Regions from separate parts of the Mus musculus genome. Here regions 1 and 2 are each linked to region 3. Evidence: chromatin loops called from intact Hi-C (ENCODE). Cell type or tissue: heart. All regions are shown on one strand.

Evidence for each region. A loop is a pair of places that touch in the nucleus more often than their neighbours do. Peaks named below come from ENCODE experiments on the same cell type or tissue, not always from the same donor. Only the 100,000 strongest peaks of a DNase experiment are listed, where the experiment ranks them.
Region 1: a loop joins it to region 3, with 4 times the contacts of the local background. A loop is called at or near these places in 2 of 42 quality-filtered maps.
Region 2: it touches region 3 in a loop (2.1-fold over the local background); 9 of 42 quality-filtered maps call a loop at or near these places.

The regions. Positions count from the first base shown.
Region 1 is chr6:108,664,971-108,672,970 of GRCm38, reverse strand. It overlaps Bhlhe40 (basic helix-loop-helix family, member e40), which reads right to left. Exons shown (of 5, transcript NM_011498.4): 5 at 6,046-8,000. The coding sequence ends at 7,639. Among named protein-coding and RNA genes, the nearest start is that of 0610040F04Rik, 8.0 kb to the right of the region's middle. In heart, no CTCF peak of the experiment used is centred here; DNase peaks (open chromatin) are centred at 1,950, 4,480 and 5,210; H3K4me3 peaks cover 1,166 bases; H3K27ac peaks cover 1,966 bases.
Region 2 is chr6:108,322,874-108,330,873 of GRCm38, reverse strand. The region is part of intron 4 of Itpr1 (inositol 1,4,5-trisphosphate receptor 1); the gene reads right to left. Among named protein-coding and RNA genes, the nearest start is that of Itpr1, 110 kb to the right of the region's middle. In heart, no CTCF peak of the experiment used is centred here; DNase peaks (open chromatin) are centred at 253 and 4,063; H3K27ac peaks cover 1,992 bases.
Region 3 is chr6:108,227,606-108,235,605 of GRCm38, reverse strand. The region is part of intron 2 of Itpr1 (inositol 1,4,5-trisphosphate receptor 1); the gene reads right to left. Among named protein-coding and RNA genes, the nearest start is that of Itpr1, 19 kb to the right of the region's middle. In heart, a CTCF peak has its summit at 3,119; DNase peaks (open chromatin) are centred at 2,215 and 7,945; H3K4me3 peaks cover 36 bases; H3K27ac peaks cover 2,373 bases.

The DNA.
Region 1 (8,000 bases), 440 kb before region 3:
TGATTTTATCTAGTCTATATATTTCATATAAAAGATTTCACCTAATATGTGACCTTCTGGTTTGCTTCATGTAGCATAGTATTTCTGGGGTTTCTCTTTCTTATTACTTATGCCCGTATTTTACTTTTTTAATCACTAAATTTATTTATTAATTTGTATGTGCTCCCATGCAGAGGTCAGACGACAGCTTCAATGGGTGATTTCTCTCCTTCCACCATTGTGGTCCCCAGAATCAAACTCAGGTCATCAGGCAGCAAGAACTCTGACCTGCTGAGCCGTCCCACCCATCCAACCGGACTACTTTCAATGACGTAACAGTATCCTGCCACATGCATATACCACCATTATTTATGCCTTCGTCTGCCTATAGTCACTCACATTGCTCACATTGACTCTTGCACACATGCCGCTGTGAACATTTGTGTCTATATTTTATTTGGGCCTCTGCTTTCATGCCTGTAGATGTATACACACACACACATCTGGGAAAAGAACCATGTATAATTAGATAATTCTGTATCTTTTTTGAGCAATCGCTTTCCCCCATCAGCTACACCATTTTACACCCTCTGTAGCAACCTCCCATGGTCTCTCCACATCCTCGACAACACTTGTTATTTTCTCGTTTTAAAAAAATGATTGTTATTGTCATAGCCGTCCCCGTGGGTGTGAAGTGATGCATCCCGGTGGTTTTGAGTTGCAGTTCCCCGATGACTAATGAGGTTGAGTGTCTTTTTGTGTGCTTACTGGCCACTTGTGTGTCTCCTTTAGAGGCATTCTACTCAACGTCCTTTGCACTTTTAAAATTGGGTTGCTTCTATTTTTGTTACTTCTGTCCACTTACTAGAAAAGATATGAAATATGAGATATACTTAAAACCTCTTCTCCCCTCACTCTCTCTCTCTCTTTGAGAGAGGCCTCGTGTAGCTCAGGGTGGCCTCAAACTTGCAGTGTAGTGAAGGACAACCTTGAACTTCTAATCCTCCTGCCTCTACCTCTGGAGCTGGAATAATAGGAATATGACCATTCCTGGTGTGTGTGTGTGTGTGTGTGTGTGTGTGTGTGTGTAGAACCCAGGGTCTTTTGCACACTGGGCATGTTTTCTACCAGTTAACCTACAGCCTCAGCCTGTTTGTTCCTTTGTTCTCTTCTCCCTCCCTTCCTCCTTCTCTCCTTCCTTTGTTCTTTATTTCTTTCTCTTTGAAGAATGGCCTCAACTTGAGCTTTCCTAAGACAATAGTTTTCAACCTTTCTAACGCTTCAGCCCTTTAATACCTACAGTCCTCACGTTGTAGTGACCCCCAACTGAAAATTATTTCATTGCTATTTCATAGCTGTAATTTTGCTACTGTTATGAATAGTAATGCAAATATCTGTGTTTTCCAAACGTCTTAGGTGACCCTTATGTAAGGGTCATTCAACCCCACAAAGGGGTCATGACCCATAGGTTGAAAACCACTGTCCTAAAACCATCCCTACCCCAACCCTTCATGATTAATTCTTTCTTTCTCTATCTCATTTTTCTTTCCTTTTTTTTTTTTTCTTCAGGTTTTTGGAACAGAGTCTAACTCTGTAGCCCAAGTTGCCCTTAAACTCTCAGCAATCCTCCTGCCTCAGCTTCAGAAGTGCTGGGCTTATTATAGGCATGAGCCACCACATTCGACTTTTTTTTTTCCTTCTCTTTAAACAAATAAATAAGTATGTTTCCTTCTCTTTGTCCCCTAAAAAGTGTGTGTGTGGTAGGGGGTGGGGAGGCAGGACCAGGACAATGGGGACAGCAGCAGTTGGTGTCACATTCCCTTGGTCCCAACCTGAGGTTGACCCTGTCCCCAGAGCCCATGGGCCAGCTCGTGTGTCCTACCTCCATTACTTTGGTGAGGCTCTCCCAGGAAGGGAGGGGCTGCCTATAACAGAGGACACCCTCTGGGCCAATAGCCAGTCACATCACAAGATAGGTGTCCGGCAGGGACACCAGGACTTCCATTGCCAAGGGGAGGAGCTCTGCAGGCTCATGTTCGGAGGCTGTAAGGCAGATGGCTGGGGAGAAACAGGGAGTGGTGCTGGGTGGGTGGTTATGAGAATGGCCCAAGTGGCTGAGTTGCTGCAGAATCTTAGGTGAAGGAGAGAAGGGGTCATAGTCTGGAACCTTCTAAACCGCTTAGTGATCATTTTCATCAGCAGAATTCTCATTTCAAAAAAGGACTATGATGTGCAGAACACTGGAGGGAGCTGCTCCCCGGTACCAGCAAGAAGCCTAAAACCTTCCTTCCTCTTACCCTGCAGGATCCTCAGGGAAGACTTGAGTCTCAGGAGAGTGACAGTCTCTGAAATGCAACACATTCCCTCTCCTTATAGGACCCTTTCAGGGCTCCAGAGATCCAACACATGCCCTCGGCCCTCTAGACTCTAACCGGATATGATAGCCTGTCACCCTAGTTTCTGCTCCTCAACCAGACCCCAGAGCAAACACTGAGGGTAAGAGTTGGGATGGACTCAGCAAACAGTAGGAACAGGTGGCTCTGTGGTCTGTTTCTGGACTAATGCAGTTTCCTCCCATAAAGAGTTCCACACTCAGGACAGCCGGCCATCCTGCTGGTGACAGTAGCCTGTTGATTGCTGCCTCTCCTGAGAAATACCTTCAGCCTCTCTGAGATTTTTAGCCCAGTGGGTTTTTTGGTTTGTTTGTTTTTTTTGGGGGGGGGAGGGTTGTTCTGGTTTTTTTTTTTTTTTTTTTTTTTTGGTTGGTTGGTTGGTAGGTTTCTTGCTTGCTTAACACAGAGTCCTGTGTAGCCCTGGCTGGCTTTGGACTCTGTGTGCAGGCAAGGATAACCTAATCTGAACAAATTCGTGTGGTGCTGCAGGTGGAATCCAGGATATTGCACATACCAAGCAAGCATCTACCAACTGAGCTATGCATCCAGCTCCGTTTGTTTGTTCATTAATGATTGGTTTTGGTTTGGTTTAAGGATCTCGGAGACCAGAACTTGCTATGTGCTGATGTTGACCCTCAGCCCCCAGTCCTCCTGGCTCTGCCTGCCGAGTACTGGGGTCACAGGTGTGTACGACTATGTGCATCTGTGTTCTAGTTCTTTAGGCAACAGTCTGTTTTAGGGGCATGTAACGGGTGAGAGGTGGGAGGACATTTAACACAAGGTATCCTGGGAAGCTTTGGGCAAATGGCTTTGCTCTGAGCTTGGCAGTCTGAATCTCCCAATAGGCACCCACAGGGCTGCCGTGCAGGTGAAATGAATGTTTGTCAAAGCTCGGCCTTTGCAGCAGTTAAAAGTAAACCCAGCCTGGCATGGTGGCTCGTGCCTTTAATCCCAGCACTTGGGAGGCAGAGAGAGGCAGATCTCTGTGTTCGAGGCCAGCCTATCAAGTTCTGTACAGCTAGGACTGGTTACACCGAGAAACCCTGTCTCGAAAAACCGTTTAAAAAAATGAGGTGGTGTCATATTAGGGAGCACTCTTCAAGGTGCTATAAGAAGTAGAATTCAGCAAGCACGCGGCTCTAATCCCAGTATTGAGGATTTAACACATTTTTGGCTCAAAGAGACTATAGGGAGCTAGCCTGGGCTACATGAGACGATATCTCAAAGCAAAGAAAGACATTAATAAAAGGCCCAGAATAAAGAAAATACTCAGAAAAGTAATAATTGTAATTAGTACTCCATTAACGGTTTCTTTTTATTGTTAATGTAAGAAGGTCGATATAGTTTTGTTGGTAAGCAATAGACACAGCCTAAATGTTTGAGTTTCATTTGCCGTTTGCTACTGGAGCTGTGTGACTGGCTGAGCACATACTTAACTTGTCCGCCGTGCCTTCATTTCTCAAAATCATGGGAATATGAACTGTCCCTACTTCATGCAGGTGCTGCCATCCTCGTGTCCTTGTGTGGGGAAACCTCTGAGAAACGCCTGCCTGGCTAACATTAAATGCCCTAACAATGATTCAGGAGCAGGCTCTGTTGAAAGCTGTCTTCTTGGCTCTCCATTACAGTTCCACAAAGCCCACAGAACCACCGCCCCACTCCGAAGCTGGGTGACCATGAGCCAGTTACCTTCCCGTCTCTGGGCCTGCTTTTATTTATCTACAAAATATGTTATTATGGCCTCTAGGTTGTTAGACCTGCATTAGGGAGGGATGAGCCGTGGGAAGCTTGTCTATCCTTGTTAATTAGCCCTGGGATCCAAAGCTCTGCCTAAACCCAGCTCCTACCCCACCCTGCGCTCCCTCCCGTGCCCTCGGATTCTGTCCCACTGCGCACCAGGGGGCCGCGGCCTTGCCAGCAGCCAGGCCCTATTTCTGGGGACCGAGCGATCCCGAAGCTTTGCCAAGCTTCCCCAAGGATCGGGTTTCTGCTGACGCGGTGCCAGGCACGTCTGCTTCCAGGAACCGGCAGCCGCATTTAGCCGCGGGCCGCACATGAAAGGCTCTAGTCGGAAACGTGACGTTTTGTCAACAGGCGCGGCAGGTCAGCGCTGGGTGAGACCATCCCGGCAGCCCCGCCGAGCACGCCCTGTCTGAAGGCCGCCAGATCCCAGGCCTCTGAGCTCCTTGGCCCCAGAGTCCCATGCTTCACCCCCTCGTGGCTGGCTCTCTCTCTCTCTCACACACACACACCCCCTTTTAAACAGAGGCTTCTTTGTCCCCAACTGGGCTGAAGGCTGGGATGCAAGCCACTTCACACACCTTCCTAAACACCCTTGGTCTTCTTCTGAAACCTGGCTTAGTAAAGTTCAGGACACTTTGGAGGCAGAAAAACAGACAGGCAACTGCGCCTCTCGAAACTGGGCGGGTGTGTGTGGGGGGGGGGCTTCACGTGGCTGATTCTAGAAAAGACATTCTGGGTCGTCTGCCTGTGGAACCCTCAAATCTATTCTTAGTTCAGGGTGCTTGAACCACTTCCTGCTATCCACAGCTACTCCTTGAGCCACAGCTTGGGAGAGAGTTTTGGGGGACTTAACAGGCAGGACGGCTGCAAGAGCAGGCTACCTAAGGCAGGACTTGGAGACCATGCCATCTGTGCTACAGGAATAGTATGAGGCTCAGAATCCTTAAGTGTCTATCAGGAACAGGCACGAGAGAGCATGAGAGAGCAGCGGGCTTTAGAGGCCTCACACCCCACCCCCACCCCTCCTTGTCTGGGCTCCTGACCCAGGGATAGTTGTGCCCGGCACTGACTACCCTGAACACTTCCTTTCACTTGCAGACCGCCAGGAATCAGAGAAGGTGACATTTGAAAGGCCCTCCTCGGTAGGTGGTGCTGAGAATGCCCTGGGGATGACTTCCCTGTAGGGGAGGACTCCAGCCAGCTAGACAATTCTAAATGATTCAGATGCTCTGGGGCCTGGATCACATCCATCAGGAAACCTCAGGACAAATCAAGATGATCGGAGGAAAGCAAAAATACGCAGCTCGGTCATTTCCCACTTAATTTTTTTTTTTCTTAAGTAAGAACGGTAACACACCCAAAGAGAGGAAGTTGGAAAACTGCAGAAAATAATTATGGGATGTTGCCTTCAACGGCATTGACGCAGGATATGGCTAATCCATTAAAACTCGCTAGATTTCAAAGTGGCTTGCCGTAGAGAAGATGTGCTCATTATTGTTGCCTAATAATCCAATAACTCTTCTATATGTGCAGCCTTATAGAAGCCTCCTCTGACACTCTATTCCATGAGCTCAGCCTCTGAATTGTCCCATGAAGTTCTGAAGCAGCATGGAATAAGTGGTTGTCTGGAAACCAACACGAGACAAGAAGAGTTCATTAAGATCTATAAAAGACTGAGAACGTGGCTCACTTGGTAAGAGTGCTTGCTTAAGATGCAGCCCTGAGTTCGATCCTCGGCACTGCATAATACCAGGCATGGTGGAGCATGTCTCTACTGATCCAGGAAGCCTAACCGTAATCCCAGCATCTAGAAGGTAGAGACTGGAGAATCCATTCAAGGCCGCCTTGGCTGCACAGCAAATTTAGTGCCAGTGTGGGCTACTACATGTGACCCTGTTTCAAAACAAAACAAAACAAATCCAGCATTTACCTATTATGTGAACTCAATATTGTTTTTAATGCCAGGCACATGACAAGCCAAATGCAATTATGTCAAGATTAACTAGTCACTGTCCTCAGTTGAGAGGACAGAGAAAGTACCGTGACACTAAGTTATTTTTAAAACCAAGGAGACCATTTCTCTTCCACAGGAAAAAAGCTTATTTTATTAAGTATTTTTAAAACAACTGCTTAACATTTACTTAGATAAAAATATTTACAATTTCACACCTTCAGGAAGGTTCCAAAATATAAACACTGTAACCTCGCCTCTCCCTAGAGAAAAAAATTATTCTCTTCAAAAACAGAAATACATTCATTTTTTTCCTCACTGTGTAGATCAAGTAATTATACAAATAGACATCTGAAACATTTTCCTTTGTCATATATTTATATAATATATATTTATAACAGCTTTACAAATAAAGGCAACAACTTTTATGCCCAAATAAAAATGGGAGAATTTCAACACAAGCAGAGTGCATTTGGAAAGCTGGTGCAGGGCTGGTGGAGCAAGTCAAGGAAACAAGGACTCTGGATCAAAAATAAAACGTCCTTAAAGGAGATGGAACCCTTTTTAGCAAGGACGCTCCATCCACTGCTGGGCAAGAGGAAATAGCCTACAGAAAGGATCTTGGGGTGCCAAAGCTCTGCTAGGCCTTTGAGAAGCTAAGCTTGGTTCAAAGCTTTAGGATACACTTGAAATCCGTGTCTAGCTGTGCAATAAGTGTAGCAATTGATTACTTAGCTCTGTGTACTTTGGGACGTTTGGGGGCATCTCCGAGAGCCTCCTTTGGTTCCTTGGACAGCATGCCGTAGAAGTGAGAGCTAGAAACAGGTGCCAGAGGCCTGAGGACGGGTCTAGTTCACCTTGATTCCCTAGCAGCTCAGCTTGGACAAAGGGGACCATTTTCAGTTCCTTAGTAAACTACTCACAAAAGCCTGAGTTAAGGAACTCCACTCATGGTCTTTATTCATCAGAGACGGGGTTGGGGGGAAGGGACCTGCAGAAATTTGCCCAAACCACTACCGAGACATGCCAGTGTTGGCGACCTCACCACCTTAGCAGAAAGCTCAGCCTGACCACTGTCAGTCTGCTGTGAGTCACCTCCACAATAAAGGGAGAAGGGTGGGGTCCTAACAGCTGGCTGTGAGCTGTGCTCTGGAAAGCCCTCTTTTGAAAGTACCTTTTCTCAAAGCCACAGACAGACCCATGTCCCAAACTGGAGAGTGACTCACAGATCAAGCCTTTGAAGCATATGAAAATCCAACCGATTTGTATCAAAGGGGGGGGCTCTTCTCTGGGTAGGGAAACGCCCAGAGATGTGCTACAGTCCTCCAGTCTGTCATCTGATGTCAGGCTATCCTTCTCGTGTCTCCCTTGTGTCAGAAGGAACTTATTGTCCTACATATACAAACATACATACAAGCACGCACGCACGCACACTCACTCACTCTCACACACACTCTGAATCTTCTCTGTGGGTCTGCAGGGTGGGCTGATCTCTCTGCACTCAGGGAAACCTTTGTGGTTTTTGGAATTAGGGAGGAAAGAAAGCAAGGCAGCAGGAGATCCCTCCAGAGTTTAGTCTTTGGTTTCTAAGTTTAAAGGAGGGATCTGCTTCAAAGCCTGGAGCAAGGCCGAAGAGTCGAGGGACGAATGTGCCAAAGGAGAAGGGAGTCTCTGGGGCAGAAGCAAGGGAGTCGGTATCTTGTCTGGGTTCATGAAGCTGGAGAGGGCTGCAGCTGAGGTGTTGAGGCCTGGGTATAACACTGGCACAGAGGTGGGGTACCAGCATTTCTCCAGCATAGGCAGGTAGGCAGTGGCCGATGGTGGGATGAGATAGAAGGGAAGGCAAAAAGGAGGCTGATGTGGGTGTGGCCCAAGAAATGGGGAACCCATCAGATCACTGCCCGCGAAGTGGCCTTCCTCTTCTGAGAGCTGCA
Region 2 (8,000 bases), 95 kb before region 3:
TATCTGTGTGGAGGTACAAGCATGAGAGTACAGGTACCCGCAGAGATCAGGAGAGGTACTGAGTTGTTCATTCTGTCCTGGGATTTTACTTTCCCTGACAAGGGTATGTATAGGACATGATCTAGGGAGCAGCAAAGAGCGCTGGCTCTCAGTACACTAGCTGGGAAGCAACCCAAAGCTTGCAGGCATCGTCAGGGATCTCGTGAGGCACAGCAGCTACAAGAGTGCTGAGCTGAGCCTTGCGAGAAGCAGTGCCCTCTCCCTCAGTGCCTGCCTACAGTTTCTGTTACAAGGACTTGTGTGACCAACAAGACAAGCACCCAACAAGCCACCACTGCTTAAAGGGCTGGAGAACTGACACTGCTGGTAAGTGTCGGCGGCACGTGCATGAGGATTTCAGTTAGGACACCTAGCACCCATGTACTATCAGACACAGCGGCCTGAGCCTGCAATCCCAGAGCAGGGTGTGGGAGCAGGGTTTGGTGTCAGGAGCATGAAGAAGGTGCATTCCTCGAGTTTGCTAGTCAGCTACCCTATCCCAAATGGTGAGTATCTGGTTTGGTGAGAGACTGTGTCTCAACAACAACAATAAATTGAAGAACAATTGAGAAAAGACATTTGACATCAACTTCTGAATTCTGTGGGCACACACACACACCCTTTTACACACATATACTCACAAAATGTAAAAATAAAAACTCTTCATTGACCCAGTATATATAAATGGACTCTTATCGAGAGAGTCACAATTAAGAAACAAACAACATCTGCTGATCATTTATACCTTTTTTTTTTCTGAAAAGATAAAAACCAGCAGAATAAGTTTCAGAAGGGGGTGGGTGTTATGAGTGTCAGTTCCTCACCAGGATAATTTCTTACCACTAAGGTATCAATGAAAAAGAAATGCAAAATACCACATACGTAAGACCCATCCTGTCTCAAACTTACTACACGATTAGTACAGAGAGGAGGGTTGCTCTTCCTGACGAGTCTGCTGCTCGTGCATTCAGTAAACATGCAGCAAACAAATCAATGGGAAGACGGGCAAGATCAAAGGGCACCCTCAAAAAAAACGGCTCGCAAACTTACTCCTATGTCTAACAAACGCCTTTCAGTAAGCAAGTTATTAACTCCAGGTCACTGTAGCGGAAGCTGGTTAGACACTGTTGTGTCTACTGAACTCTAATCACACTTCCCAAGCTGTGGCCTCTGAAGTTAAGTGACATTTTCCAATTGGGAGTGCCAAGCAAACCTGGTGTTACCTGTCTGCAAAAGGAATAAACATTGTCATTAGGAGACGAAGGACAAGAAGTTACTGCTTTTCCATTTGAGACACCCAGATGTCTTCTCCAAATAGAAAACTTAAGATGATACATGTAGGGTCACCTTTTGTCACCTTCCCTGTGTTGGGACAATCTTTCATACATCTTCTGGAACTGGAAGTACAAGAAAGAACTACTTATCTGGCCTCTAGCTGAGAATTCAGGTTTTTTTCATTTAGATTGGCACTGGTCCTGAGAATGGCAGCTACCAATCAGCTGAAACAGCAACTCTACCCAACTCTACTCACCAGCAGAACATAGATACCTGCCTACACCTGTGTAGTTAGATGCTGCATCCTGGCCTCTACACCTGAGGAGATGTCTGCAAGGACATCAGATGCCCTACTAAAGAGCACCTTAAGGAGCAAGGTCACATGGCCAAGGGCAGCACAGAGTCCCTTCAAGACAGAGTAGGGATGGAGTCATAGGACCACAGGGTTCATATCACAAATCTGGCAGAAACATCACAACTTCACTGTACTCAGTACTGACTTCAGCCTCTACACAGAATGTTCAGGCTAGGCAAGGGTCTTACTGTTCAGCCGGTGTTAGTCATTTTTATTGTTTGCAATGGACAGTCCTAGGTGACTTGAAAATGACAAAACATTTTTCACTCTCAAAACTTACACTGACTCCAAAGAGAACGCCAACTGTTGTTGCTGCTGCTGCTGGTGGTGGTGGTGGTGGTGGTGGTGGTGTGCAGGTACCCACAGAGACAGGTCCTACCTGTCTCTGCTGCTCACTGCCTGATCAATCTTCTCCAGAAAACTAAACTTTTCCCAGTCTTCCTGTCTTCCCCCTTCAATCATCCCTTGGAGATTGCAAAGCCCTCTCTATTCATATAAGAGCTTCCATTCAATGCCCTGTAATTAAGAGGAAGTGAAGATCTGTGTGCATCCTCCAACGTTCAGGAGTATAGTCTGCTCCATCGCTTACATTTTGAATAATTTGGGGGAAATTATCTACATATTTAAGTTTCTTATCTCCACAGGGAATAGCCACAAGAGCTAGATCACAAGTTAACTTTCAAAATGAAATCAGCTACTTCACTTGAAGGCCTCTGAACACATCCTAACACAGTGATGAGTCAATTAAATACCATTGCTGTGAAACAGTGGGCAGGCAAACGGCACAGTCACGCAACACCGAGATGCGGGGAGGCCATGCTGCCCTAAAAAGCAAGCCAGTGTCACACGAAAACAGCAGGGACAGGTTTCACAAATATTATTTTACTTTGAGTGAAAGGTCACAAGGCAGTGATAACAAAATGAGTCTGTTGACACAGAGTGGCCCCATTTATATGAAATTCCTGACAATATCAAAACAGTGGTCACCTCTGTTGGGGAGTGGGATGCTGGTGCTTGGAGAGATCAGATGCGTTTTAGGGAAAGAGTAATTTTCGGTATATTCAAGCATGGGAATGAAATGAGTAGGTAAAATTTAATCAGTGATACATTTAACGTCTGTACATATATATGTGTACATAGATGGACGTATATATACATACATGTATTTAAAAAGACCTCAAACAATGAATTTCTTTTTATGGTTCCATGAAAAGGAAGATCTTGCTGATAAGGAAAAGGAAGAAGAAAAACAAAATTTCCCTTCAAGAAAAAGGTCAAAAGTGTCTGATTTCTATCACTAGAAAAATATGCTTTGTTTGGTCAGGGTTCAGGGTTGGGAGTGGGAAGGGGAGGGGAAAGCGAGAGAGATGACATCACCAACTTCCCCTATGGCTTCAGTCTTCTGTGTCACCAACACAGACTCACTCAGGCAATGCAGTTTTTCAGGCCTGATCCCTTTTGGCCCAGGGGGCCTGCAACAGAGCACAGGACGGCTTTCCTGGGTTGCCGATTCTACCCCAACAGCTGGAATTGGAAGCAACTTGAAAATGTCCTCTCAAACCAAATAACACAATGTCTGGAAATGACATCACGTTAATCAAGTCCATGAAGCAAGGTGCTGGCTCGTCACTGCTGAAGGTCGGCGCTGCACGTCCGACCGTTCTCCAGTCTCCAGGTTTTACTCTTTGTTCAATAGAAAGTCTTAAAAACCACCTTTGAAATTTATTTTCAAGCTTACACTTTTTAACCAAACCCAAAGAATTCACTTGGTTCAAGGAGGTTTTGGCTTGTTTGTTTGTTTTGTTTTGAAGCTGTAATTCAACATAAAGGGAATGAGAGAAGGTTGTGGGGGGAAAAAAAGGAATGCTGGATGGATCTATCCAATAAAAAGAATCTAACACATGGACACATGGAGAGTCGGGGGTAGAGCGAGAAAAGTCACATTTGTGACACAAACAACACTGTAGGCTTTGGGGTGAAAACTCTTGCTATATTGAACTCATTTCACCTCTCAGAGTCAAAAGCAAAGAGATCTCACTGCACCAGGCCTGGTGTTTCAAAACCTGCAGCCTTAGCCACGCCAGCTTATAGCCACCAAAGGGCTTTGGAAGGCTTAAGGCAGCCTGGCATGAAAGGAGTTACATAAGTTACCAGGCTGGTCCTTCCCAGAGTCTCCTGGAAAAGTACACTTTTTTTTCACTACACAAAAGGAAAGTAGGCTGTTTCTGCCCCACGATGTGATGTGCCTTTCACTTAAAGTCAGTAAAACCTGGTTGCAGGCACCATGGGAAGCCTGAAGAGTGTCTGCATCACGGGGACACGGGGACACAAAAGCAAGCCGAGATGCGAAAGCCATCTAGCGAAGCCCTCGGCGGAGCTTGGCAGGTACAGGCCGCTGGCAGGGAAGGAAGATCACTGTGTACACAAAGAAAGAAGCCAGAGGAGTCAGTTGCTCGGGAGCCAGGCCCGTAGCCCCACAGATGATTTCCTCATCTGTGCAGTGGGTACGGACTGGAAATAGAAAAGGAACCAACAGCCGAGCAGAGCTGCCGCAGACGGCTTTGCCTCAGTTCTCCACAGGAAGAGAACAAGGATGCCTGCCCATGTATACTTTGCTATCCCTTTCTTTCCTGCTTGCTACTTAGAGAGACGATGAGAACCTAACCTGGACCACCCCAGGACTGTGCTCCACCCAGCACTCCGAGACAGCTCCTGTCAGGTGGGTGTGGGGCCATGCCCTCACCATTCAGAAAAGATCATTTTTAATCAGCACTCAAACTCATCAGCCTCACTGAGATATTTAAAGACAAACAGATCACTGGACTTTGTTCATTATCTATTTCGTCATTCTTTCTTCCCATCTCACTGTTTTCTTCTCCCAAGCAACCCCTTCCTAATTTCGTGTCACGTGGACAGATAGATTGAAATACGGATCCTACACATAAAGAAAACATGATTTTGCTTATCGCACCAACCTGCAGATAGACCCACCCCTTTTCCTGCGACGTACTGCACTCTCACTAGTATGTGCACCGCTCTTTCTCTATCTGTTCATCTAGGGTTGAGCCTCTATGCTGGTTCCGTATCTGATCCACTGTAACCAGCACATCACAATCCATGTCCCCAAGCATCTTGGTGGCGTGCTGGCTTAGATCCCTTTAGGTATGCACCCAGGAGTGGAAGAGCTGAATCACCGGGTAGTCCTATTTTTAGCTCTTGAAGGAACCTCTAGACTGATTTCCATAGCGATTGCTGCAGAAGTTACATTCCCACCAGTTGTAAATAAGGGCTCCTTTCCCCCACATCCTCACCAACATTTGTCATTTGCTTTCTTGATCGACATTCTGACCAGGGTGAGGTGGAATCCAAATCTAGTTTAAATGTAGTTTTCCCTTCTGGCTATGAAGGTTGAACTTTTTGATGTACAGCTGTTAACTCTTCATGTCTTCCTTCGATGCCTGTTCAATTCATTTGCCCATTTATTGACTGAATGATGATTTTTCAAGGACTTAAACTTTTTACTTTGTTATATATTCTAGGTATTGATCTCCAACTGTACGTGTCACGTGCATAGCTCGCAAAGATTTTCTCGCAGCCTGTACGCTCGTCTCTTGACTCTATCACTTCTTCTACTGTGCCAAAGCTGTCTAATTCCATGCAATCCCATTTGTCAATACTTGGGATAATCTCCCGAACTACTGGAGTCACTTCGAGAAATGTCTTGCCTCTACTTATAACTTCAAGTGTTCCCCTCTGACGGTTTTAGAGTTTCTGATGTTATATTAAGGTTGTTGGTTCATTTTGAACTGAAGGGTGAGAGACAGGGACCTAGTTTCATTTTCCTACATGTAGATATGCAGTTTGCACAGTACCACATTTGATATTTGCACGTATTTATACCTACCCTCAGTGAACCTAACCCTAACTCTATGCCTAGCTAAACAGAAACTATTACATTGGGGCTCACTTTACAGACATCCAGTGTCTGCCCTGAAGATGAAAACTGTTTTCTTACTTTCTTTCATGACCTATGCTTCATGTGCTTACACATTATTTTTAGCCTAGCAAACACAGCCCACTACTAAAGCACTTTTCAAAAATTCAAAATATCTGCCAAGAAGAATGACTGTCAAAATTCTCCTACCACAAAGGTTTAGTACAGTCCTGCCTCAGATGTTGGGGCCTAATCACAAAGTCTCAAGAAGATGCTACAAATGATTCTAACATACAAATGGTGTGCTTTGAAGAACAGAGTTGCTCAATGCTATATGTATTTTGGGCACCATTAATAATCCCTTAGAGGTGAGGACTGCTTTGTACTAAAGGACGCTGCCAGGCTTTAGAGATGGTTATCTCCCAAAGAATCACAATGTAGAATCTTGGCTCCTAGTGCAAAGGTTGTGGTGAGGTCATGGGGCTTATGATAGTTAATCCTTACTGTCAAGTGGATTCAGAATCACCATGGAAACACGCCCCTGGATGTGCCTATGAGGGTGTTTCCAGAAATGCTTAATTGTGGAGGGAAAAGACCTACCCTAGATGTGGGTGGCACCATCCTACAGGTTGAGATTCAAAACAGAGGAAATGAGCTAAGAGCAGCACGCATCTGTCTACTCCCTGGTTCTGTTCTGACGTCTTTTTATCCTGATGGCACGCCTATAGCAACATGATGGACTGCAACCGTAAGTCATGGGCCAAAACAAACCTTTCTTTCTGGAAGTTCCTTTGTCAGGGATTTTGTTAGAGCAGTGAGAAACGGAGCTAATCTAGGGCTCCAGTCTCCATTCACCAAACAGTTGAATGTTATCTTTTAGGAGTGAATCAAATCTGGTAGATTCAATTAGTTCACTCAAGGAAGGCTGTTACAGAGGGAGGCTGGCTCTTCTCCAGTCTCCTGCTCTCTTGCCCTTCCAAGTGCCAGTTCTGCAGAGGATATTAAGCCCTTACAAACACTAGAATCATGAGCCAAATAAACCTTCTATCTCCTGAGCTAGCCAATCTCAGGCATTTTGATACAGCAATCTAGAAGAGGTGCTAAGCAAGCATCATCCTTGGGCTTTCAACCATAGTTGTCAATTGCACTCCACTCCTGCAGGAGTTGGCCAAATGTCCTCCGGGGGATGAAATCACTTCCCATGAGAATTGTAAAATTAAGCTTTCCTCCCCACTTTTTCTACAAACCAATGTCCTCCAGCTATAAAGGAGAAGGTGACTGATGAAGACAAGACTCGGGCATAGGGTATGTTAGAACCTTTAGAATGATGTCTCAGAAGCATCATGCCATCCAACATAATGAATGTAATTCACTTTCTAAAATTACTTCCCCCGTCTAAAACCCCATAGGGATGTGTTAGTCACTGGGGCAGCCTTCAAAGCAATGCAGTTCGTTGGCCCATCATTTGGGAAGTTGCATCATGAAGAATGCTTTCCATCCAGCTCTCCATGGTGGTTGCCATTGGGAGCAACTCTTAAGATTTTATACCACATGTCCTACCATATAGTAGATGGTACCAGGGTAGATGGATGGGCCTAGGAACCTTCATTTCTCATAAATTCTCCAGGTGACTCTGATTCAAGAGGCCGCAACATATTGAGAAACACACAATGTAAAGGTTGGCTGAGTTTTCAAAATACAGCACTTCTCAGATTGCACCATGCAGCCAGCTTGCCTGGAGATCTTGATAAAATATGATCTTTGATGTAGGCTCAGGAGAGTCCAGGCACCTATATTCCGAAAAAGATCCTGGTCTAAGACTCACTAAAGAACAGAACTGCCACAGACTTGAGTCACTAAGTCACTGCCAGCAATCAGGGTGGATCTCCCAGTCTAAGGACATCTTAAACAGTTTGTCAGTGCAAATGAGCAGATGCTTTGAAAACTACTATTACCCGCTGTAGAAAGAACTTCAGCCACATGTGTCAGCCCTTCATTTGGCCCATCTGTCTCTCCTGTTCCATTTCTTTAAAATGTACCCCCTCCATGAATACACCACTCTGGCCCTCTCCATGTCATTACAATTCTCAAGTATGTGCCATGTATCACCCTTCTGGGCCTTTACCAAGTAGGCTCTCTCTCTTGTAGAAACTGTATTCCACAACACCTTACCCACATCAGTACCACTACATGCCAAGGACTATCTTCACTCATCAATAACAGTCTGAACTCACCTCAAAGTCAAGTTCTCCAGGTTCTAAAGAAGCCTCTCCTGTCCTACATCCTACCCTGGAGAGCTTTTGTACTCTAGAACTGCCTTATAACTAGAATATATGTATGGGTATGTTAGATGTTAAAAACATATATGATACAATCAGAAAACACCTTTGACTTTCA
Region 3 (8,000 bases):
CAAGGAGCATGCGGAGGGGCCAAGATGCCAGCTACTGCTCTCTAGAACCCTGTCACTCATACTGCTATTTCTTCCTAAGGCCCTTGTATCTAGAGTCAAACCAATGTTTTGAACAACATGCAAAAAAGAAATACCAATGGAAATCCCTCCACCCCCCAAAAAATGCACTTTAGGTCCTTCTATTTAAAAGCATTATCATAAATGACCAGAAAGTTAACATACTTCTGGGACCAATATTTTCTTTCTTTTGAAAAAGAAAGAGAGGGGGGAAGGGAGGGAGGGGGAGAGAGAGGGAGGGAGGGAGGGAGGGAGGGAGGGAGGGAGGGAGGGAAGGAGAGAAGGAGGGAGGAAGGAAGGAAGGAGAAAAGAAAAGAGAGAGAGGTTATAAACGTTTTGAGATAGCATCATATGACGTAGCCCAGGCTGGCCGTGAACACAAGAGAGACTACTGACTCAGATTCTCTGCCGAGATTAAAGTTGGCACTCTATACCTCACTAGGGATCAAACCCAGAGCTCTATGTATACTGGGCTAGTGCTCTACCTCGGCGCCATCCCCTCCACCCCACATTGTGATAATTTTACATGAAGAGGCCAGAGACCATGTATAATAAAAGCACAAGATGATTGTTTTGCTTCCTCTGCGCTAGGGGATCGAATCTCGGATCTTGATATGCTAAGCCAGTGCTCTGCTATGTAGCTATCTCCCGGCTGTAGGGCTGTAGGACTGGTTATTAGAAAAGAAGTTCTGTTTGACTGACTTCTGAGTCAGGCCAAATTTGTGTCTGTACATACGGGCCTCCCAGAGGACCAACGGGGAGCTGCTGGATGCAGGAGGGCAGGAATGTGCTTAGGCAAGACAAGCAGGGCCAATTCGGAGTGACTAAAGCTCTCCTCCCAGGCCGTATCCTTCTAAAGGGCATTTGGCTCCGATGAAGGCCAAGCCAGACAGCAGCAGCATGATATTGTCCTTCAAATCTACATCCTCTTCTGGGTATCTTACTGAAAGTTTCTCTCACTGTAAAGCAGCAGATACAACCCAGGGTTCTGTAGTAGCAGAGTGTGACATAACCTGTAAGGCCTGGGACATGACAGCAATGGCAAGACATGACAGAATGAGTGAACCTGCAACCTGACAATCACAACAGGTTCCTGGACTTCAGTTGACACTAAGAATCTACAGCAGTCCTATTTGTCCCATCCAGGTTCCAGCCTGACCCCACCCGGCTTAGCTTCTGAGATCAGAGCAGATGAGAAACTCTCTGAGTAGCTTGGAGCTTGAACGCTTCAGCCCCACCATTAAGCTGAATAGCTAACGCCTGTCAAGGACTATCGTGTCCACCTCTGTGCTGAGAATAAGATTGTCTCAGAATCCTCCAGACATGTGGCACGGCGTGACATAGGTCCACCCCTCTTTTGTTGTTGGGGAAACTGAAGAACAGAAAGGTTCACATGTTCATCATAGATAATTAGTCAGACAGGAGGCACAGAGATCTACTGAGTTCTTACATGGGCTTCTTCATCAACAGTAATCCCTGGGAAAATGGAAAATGTCCACTGTTCTTATTCTCTGGGTGGCAGTGGAGAACTGTTCACTTTTAATGTTTTTTTTTAATTTATTCTTCTCTCATACAATACATCCTGCCACACCCTCTCCTCCCTCCACATTTTTTTTCTTTATGGACAATTCTAATTCATTTTTTTCCTACTGCTGAATTCCTCATTTTCCTACCTTAGTCAAATATAACACTTTTGTTAAGTCAGAAGAAAGGGTACGCGTCTTCTTTCTTGCCCATATGCTTATTAAGTAGACAAGATAATTGAACAAGTAACCTTTTGCCATAGTTTATATTTCCCCTGAAAACAGAGGCCAGTACACCCACCACAGTTAATGATCCTCAACTGGGCCATCTGCCAAAGGTCCCAACTTTAAAAAAAAAAAAATTAAGGATCATTAGGGCAGATTCATCCCCAGGGGCATCAGACAGTGATTTGTTTCTTGGATAAGTTGAGTAAGTGAACCACTTCCAGGTCTGGTTGGAAACACCTGGGTCTCCCGCTGCTCTGCCTTTAATGGCACACAGGGATAGGAGAGGGCCAGGAGGAGAGACTCTGAAACAATTATCAGTTGTGTACTGAAAGGGAAAACCGGGGCTAGCAGAGTCAAAACAACAGGCGTTTGGGGCTGGAGGGACTAGGTAGGAAGTAGGCCTGGCAGCAATCATCAGGAAGACTTCCTGTTGTTAGAGAGCTGGGTGGGAGGCCACTTCTTTATCTGATTGAGGACCATTCTGCCTGTATGCCTCTACCAGCCACACGCAGGGCTCCCAGTAGTCCTCAAACACAATGACCCGGTCACTGTGAGAAAAACAGAGCAGGTACCAACCTGCCATGCTGTCCTAACTGTGTCATAACTGCAGCTCCCAACACTACAAGGACACCCAGGGCTCCATGCCAACAGCTCTACAAAACAGGCTTAGTAGTCGACTAAGTCGACCTATGACTCCATCCTGACTCTCTATGTGTAAGGTATTTTTGTATGCTAAGCCCACCAAGACTTCTCGGCTGATGTGGACCTCTGTACATATCTCTACACTGGGGATAGACTTCAGAGACATGTCATAGGGAAGGGATGAGGCCATGAATGCAAAGTGCCTGAGACACGAGCTGACATGCTTTCAGCGTTCACTGCTAGCTCTTTTCTTCAGTTAAAAGATAAAGACTAATTCTGAAAGAATCTAAGATCTCGACCTCCATGAAGGGGGGGGGGGGTTCCTCTGTAATAAAATGTCAGCTAGGCGTTGCCACAAATGACCTCCTGTAAGACCTGTGATGATCCATTTTACTTTAGGGAAAGATAATTATCCTTCCTAATTCCTCTACTGGGAAAAAGCTGAACGGTACAGAACGACTCTCAACTCCCAATCATGAGGCCCGCAGGCCTTTCTGAAGGCACAGAACTATAGACTGAATACACACAGTGGCTTGAACCACTGGCTAAGCATGTCATCATGCATGTCTCTTGTGCACTGCTGGAATCCAGCAAAAAAAAAAAAAAAAAAGTCTCCTCTGGAAGCTCACAGCTCCTGCTTAAGTACACAGCAATTACTGCTGTCCCCACAGGGAGGCAGCCACCTCCCAAAACTTTTCCTTCTCACCTGTCTTCTGAAGTTTCAAAGGCTTCTAAATCTGTGAGGGCTGCATAGCTCTCTCACAATGGCTTACCACTTTCCTTCCACTCTGACACAGTATGGTCTCCAAAGCTCAGCGTACAGGAAGACAGAAGGCTCCGGGCTCAAAGCACCAGCACTGACTCCCAGTTCTGCGAGTTACTCAGTGTAGGAATTCACAACTTCCCTAAACCCTGCTGTCCCCCGCTCTACACTATATACATCTTGAGGTTTGGGTACATGACTGTGACAAGCACCAGCAATGCCCCTGGTATAAAGCTGTGTCACCATCTCTATGACCTACAAGCGCCACCACCCATCACCACCCCCGGCTGATTGCTGCCTAAGGCACCTGTCAGAACAGGATTTTTCCAGAATAGCTGGCCAGAGTAGAGGATAGCTGCCCTGGTGCTTCTGCACACTGCGGCCACAGCAGCCAGATGGAGTTCCCACCCCCTGTGTCCGAGCTTCTCACTGCCTAAGAAATGGGTAAAGAAAAGGGGGTGTTTGGCTGCACTCCTAGGGACAGGGCAAGAACAAACACACAAACACAGAGATCTACTCTAAGAACAGAGCAGAGGGAGTGGCACTCAGTGTCCATGTTGTTCTCTGCCTCCCAGATACTCTCTGTGTGCTCTGCTGGCCCCTTTGCCTAACTAGGATCTCCACAGATCTGTCACTGGCAACAGCATCTAGGGTTCTGCTCCTGGTTGCCCACAGCATCATCACAAGCTTTACGGCATTCACAGTCACCTGCCTAGCTTCAGTGAAAGCAAGCCCTTCGGCTCTCAGTTCAATCATTATTCCCACGATCACTGGGTGAAGACAAATCCTTCTGCAACTTCCACAAACTCTGCCTGTGAGATCTTCTCTCCTCAGCTTGCTTCTGTCACAAGCTCACATCTATCGGTGTGATGCTTGTCTGACACCCTTGAGGGATAGGCAATTCTAGAGCTCTGCTCTCTACACAACTGTATCTCCAACAGCAATGCCTTGCATACAGTAGGTGCTCACAGAATAAGAGTAGGTGCTGTCAGATGAAAGACTGAAGAGCTTGGCTTGAACATCCACTCCTCGTGATTTTAAATCTCAACATTACTAAGCCCTTCATTTCTCCTAACCTCGCCTCGCTTCCGTCAGTCTCAGCCAGCTTCATTTCTTTTTTTCCCCATTTTCACTTGTGTGTAAGCCTGTGGGGTGTGTGTGTGTGTACATAAGTTTGAGTATGTGGGAGCACTGTGAGGGCACACATATGCATGTGTGTACACATCCACAGATGAGGTTGACGTCAGGAATCACCATCAAGCCCAGAGTCTCCAGGATGTCTAGTCTCACAAGCTGTGCCCAGGGATCTTCTGTCTCTATCTTTCAAGGCTGCAGTTGTAGGCAGGTGGCTATGTGGGCTCCAGGAACCTGAACTGCCATCCGTACCTCCGAATGGCAAGCACTTTAACTACTAAGCTATCTCCCCAGTCCCAAATACCATTTTTCAACTTATTTTTTTATTAATATGCATGTATGTGTGACAGCTTGTCCGCATGTGTGCTACATGCGTTTAGTGCCCTCAGAGACCAGGAAAGGGCAATGAATCCTCTAGGGCTGAGTTCCTGGCAGTCATGAGCTGCCATGTGGGTGCTGGAACTGAAACTGGGTTTTCTGCCAGAGCAGCAAGTACTCTAACCACAAAGCCATCCCTCCACCCCATATTTCATTTCTTTCTTTTTTTTTTTCATTTTAATGACTTATTTTTATTTTATTCATATTAGTGTTCTGCCTGCTTGCATCCTATGTGTGAGAGTCTCAGATCCCCTGGAACTGAACTTAAGGACAGGTGCAAGCTGCCATGGAGATGCTGGGAACCAACCCGAGTCCATTGGAAGAATAGGCAGTGCTCTTAACTGCTGAGCCATCTCTCCAGACCCCGTCCCTTTTATTTCTTAACTAGATTCTTGAAAGGTCTAGCCTTCTGACATTTCAACTTATGATTGGCATCTTTAAAATTCACATGCCAAAACTACACAATTGAGTTATAGCAAAAACAAAACTGAAAAAAAAAAAAAACCCTCATGTTTTAAGTAAATTTACAATTTTGTGTTGAGCCAAATCCATAACTATCTTGAGGCACATGTGGGATGTGGATCCAACTTACCTGGACATCTACTTATCTTTCAAAAGACATGGGTTTCCCCTTAATCTATTCTGAACGCAGTCAACATAATCTTGTAGGTACATCAACTAGATCATTTCTTTTCTCTTTTTTTTTGGGGGGGGGTGGGGGTCGAAACAGGGTTTTTCTGTGTAGCACTGGCTGTCCTGGAACTCACTTTGTAGACAAGGCTGGCCTCGAACAGAAATTCGCCTGCCTCTGCCTCCCAAGTGCTGGGATTAAAGGCGTGCGCCACCACACCCAGCAACTAGATCATTTCTTACAACTCTCCAAAATCAGAGACAAGTGCAGCGTGCACACCTGTAGTCCAAACTATTCATGAGGCGGAAACAGGAGGGTGCAAGCGTTTGCAGACAGCCTTGTAACTTAGACCAGAGACCCCCACCTCAAAAAAACCCCAAATACCCCAAATCTACTGCAGCCCTGCTTGCCCTCCCGCCCACCCTCAACAGAATGCACATTTCCCAGAATCCTTACTGCCTATGGCACTCCCTTCCCTCCCTAACATGGCTAACTCCCACACCTCTGCTGCCCTGCTACCACTCTCCTCCCAAACCTGAGTTGCATACACACACTTCCCTCCACTGCACCCGAGCACTCTCCTGGGTGTCTCCCCATCACTTGTCTGACTTGTTCTCTCAGCTCTGCAAACTCACAAGGAGAGGACCACAATGGCCTCACTCTGTAACAGCCCAGCACCGGGGAATGTGGTGATCAGCCTCACTGGGATTCCATGTCACCAGGGTGGCCTCTCATCTGTGGCCAAAGTTGCCTGCTGATACTCTTTGGGGGCGATTATCTTCTAAAGTTAATTAAAGCTAAGTTTGTAAACTCTTGGATCAGTGATACATAGAACTTAAATCTAGTGGCACTTTTTAGATTTCTGTGAGAAATAAAAGAACAAGAAACCAACCTCTTTTTAATCTGGGACAACTGCTCTCAGATCTGCCCTGTTGACCTCTACTCCTCGAGTCCAAAATGGCTCCTGAATGCTGGCAAGAGAGTGTGCTTAGAAACACCGGCTCAAATGCGAGCACTCTGGCTGTGTGTCCTTAAGCAATAGAGCTAGCTTCTCTGATCCACAGCTCCCTTATACTAAGCAGGTGGAAGGAGGGAGGAATTCTTTGCAACTTTCCATAGTATTTGGGGCATAAAGCAAACAATCCACAGAACGAGCTCAAGCATACCGCCTGGCTCTGACGGTCACTCTTGCATCTCGGAACCAAGCTGAAACAGAAACACTGACTTCAACGTTCTTTCTCCAATGCCCTTACCTTGTGATGATTCCCCTTGAAATACACTTCTTACTTAGCTGCTAGTGCTAAGAAAAAATGCAAGGGGGGGGGGAGAGGACCCACAGGCCCGAAAATATTTAAATCCTCTGCAAGCCCATGGGGTGTCTGTTGCCAGTACAGCATGTCCCAGGTACCCGAATTCACACCACCCAGAGAGTCAACCCACAACTCCACTCCCTCTCCCTCTTCTTCCCACATCAAACCAGAGGCCCTGCTGGGAAGGGGGGATGGGAGAGAGCTCTTCAAAGGGCTGATAATTTAATTATTTAAAAACCTCTCCTATTTTGCAGTAAAAACAGGCTGAAGCACAGCCCCACTGAAAGAAGAACTATGTTCATTTAATTTTAAGCAGCTCCAGATAGGTTTTACATTTCATTTTCTAAAAGCTCCAATTGGGGGATGGGGGGGGGGGATGACAAAAAAAAAAAAAAAAAACCTCATTTATTATCATTTTCCCATCTCCTGCACACACTTAAATTAATAGCACTTACATTACTTTTCCTTTAAAAAAAATTTAACTTTCGCGTACACACACAACTCAGAATTTAAAAGTTGGGAACTCCTCAAACTAAGTCTAAATTAGAACACTTTTTATTAACTGAGAAGTCACCAGAACACCACACCTGTCGTCTGTCACAAGATCCTTACAAGTGGACAGGAAGCTCAAGGAACACAGAAGCCAACTTAGCACCAGTCCGTGGACTTTAAAACCACAGGTTCGAGCCTGGACTTTAGCACGAGTTTTAGGTCTACGTAGGCTACAAAATAAGGCCTACTTTCAAAACAAGAAAAAAACCCACATATTTGCACATTTGTGCCAAGAATAGCAAGCATTTTCTATGGTAAGATGAAGGCACCTGGCTATCGGAGCTGAACAGTTGCCTTTCAGTAACTGGGGAGGACATAAGTCCACTGACAACCTGACCTTAAAAATGGGGCTTTTAGAAGCTTCCTCAGCACACCATTCATTTTCTGGTGACCAAGTCCCTCACAGATGCTCTGATATGCACCTTCCCAGTGACAGCCTTGCATGCTTCAGCCCAGAGACACATAAAATACTCCCCCACAAGTCTAAACCTTCTTAAACATCTCAGCAGGCCACTGTATTATCAACAGCGTCCACCTTGATCCTTCTAGCTCTGACTGCAGCAGAGACTGAGAAGCACAAAACCTCAAGTTGATTTAATTCCCACTGGACTTCTTGTCCCTAGTCCTGGGGACAGAACTCTGTGACCCATGCATGTTGGCAAGCACCCTACCAGCCAGCTACACTTACAGCGAAGACAATCTAATCTCTATAGTAGACTATTATTGTAGCCCAGAGCTGCAAGAAGAGTCCAGTAGATGCTGTGGAGTGGCAGCTGATGAGG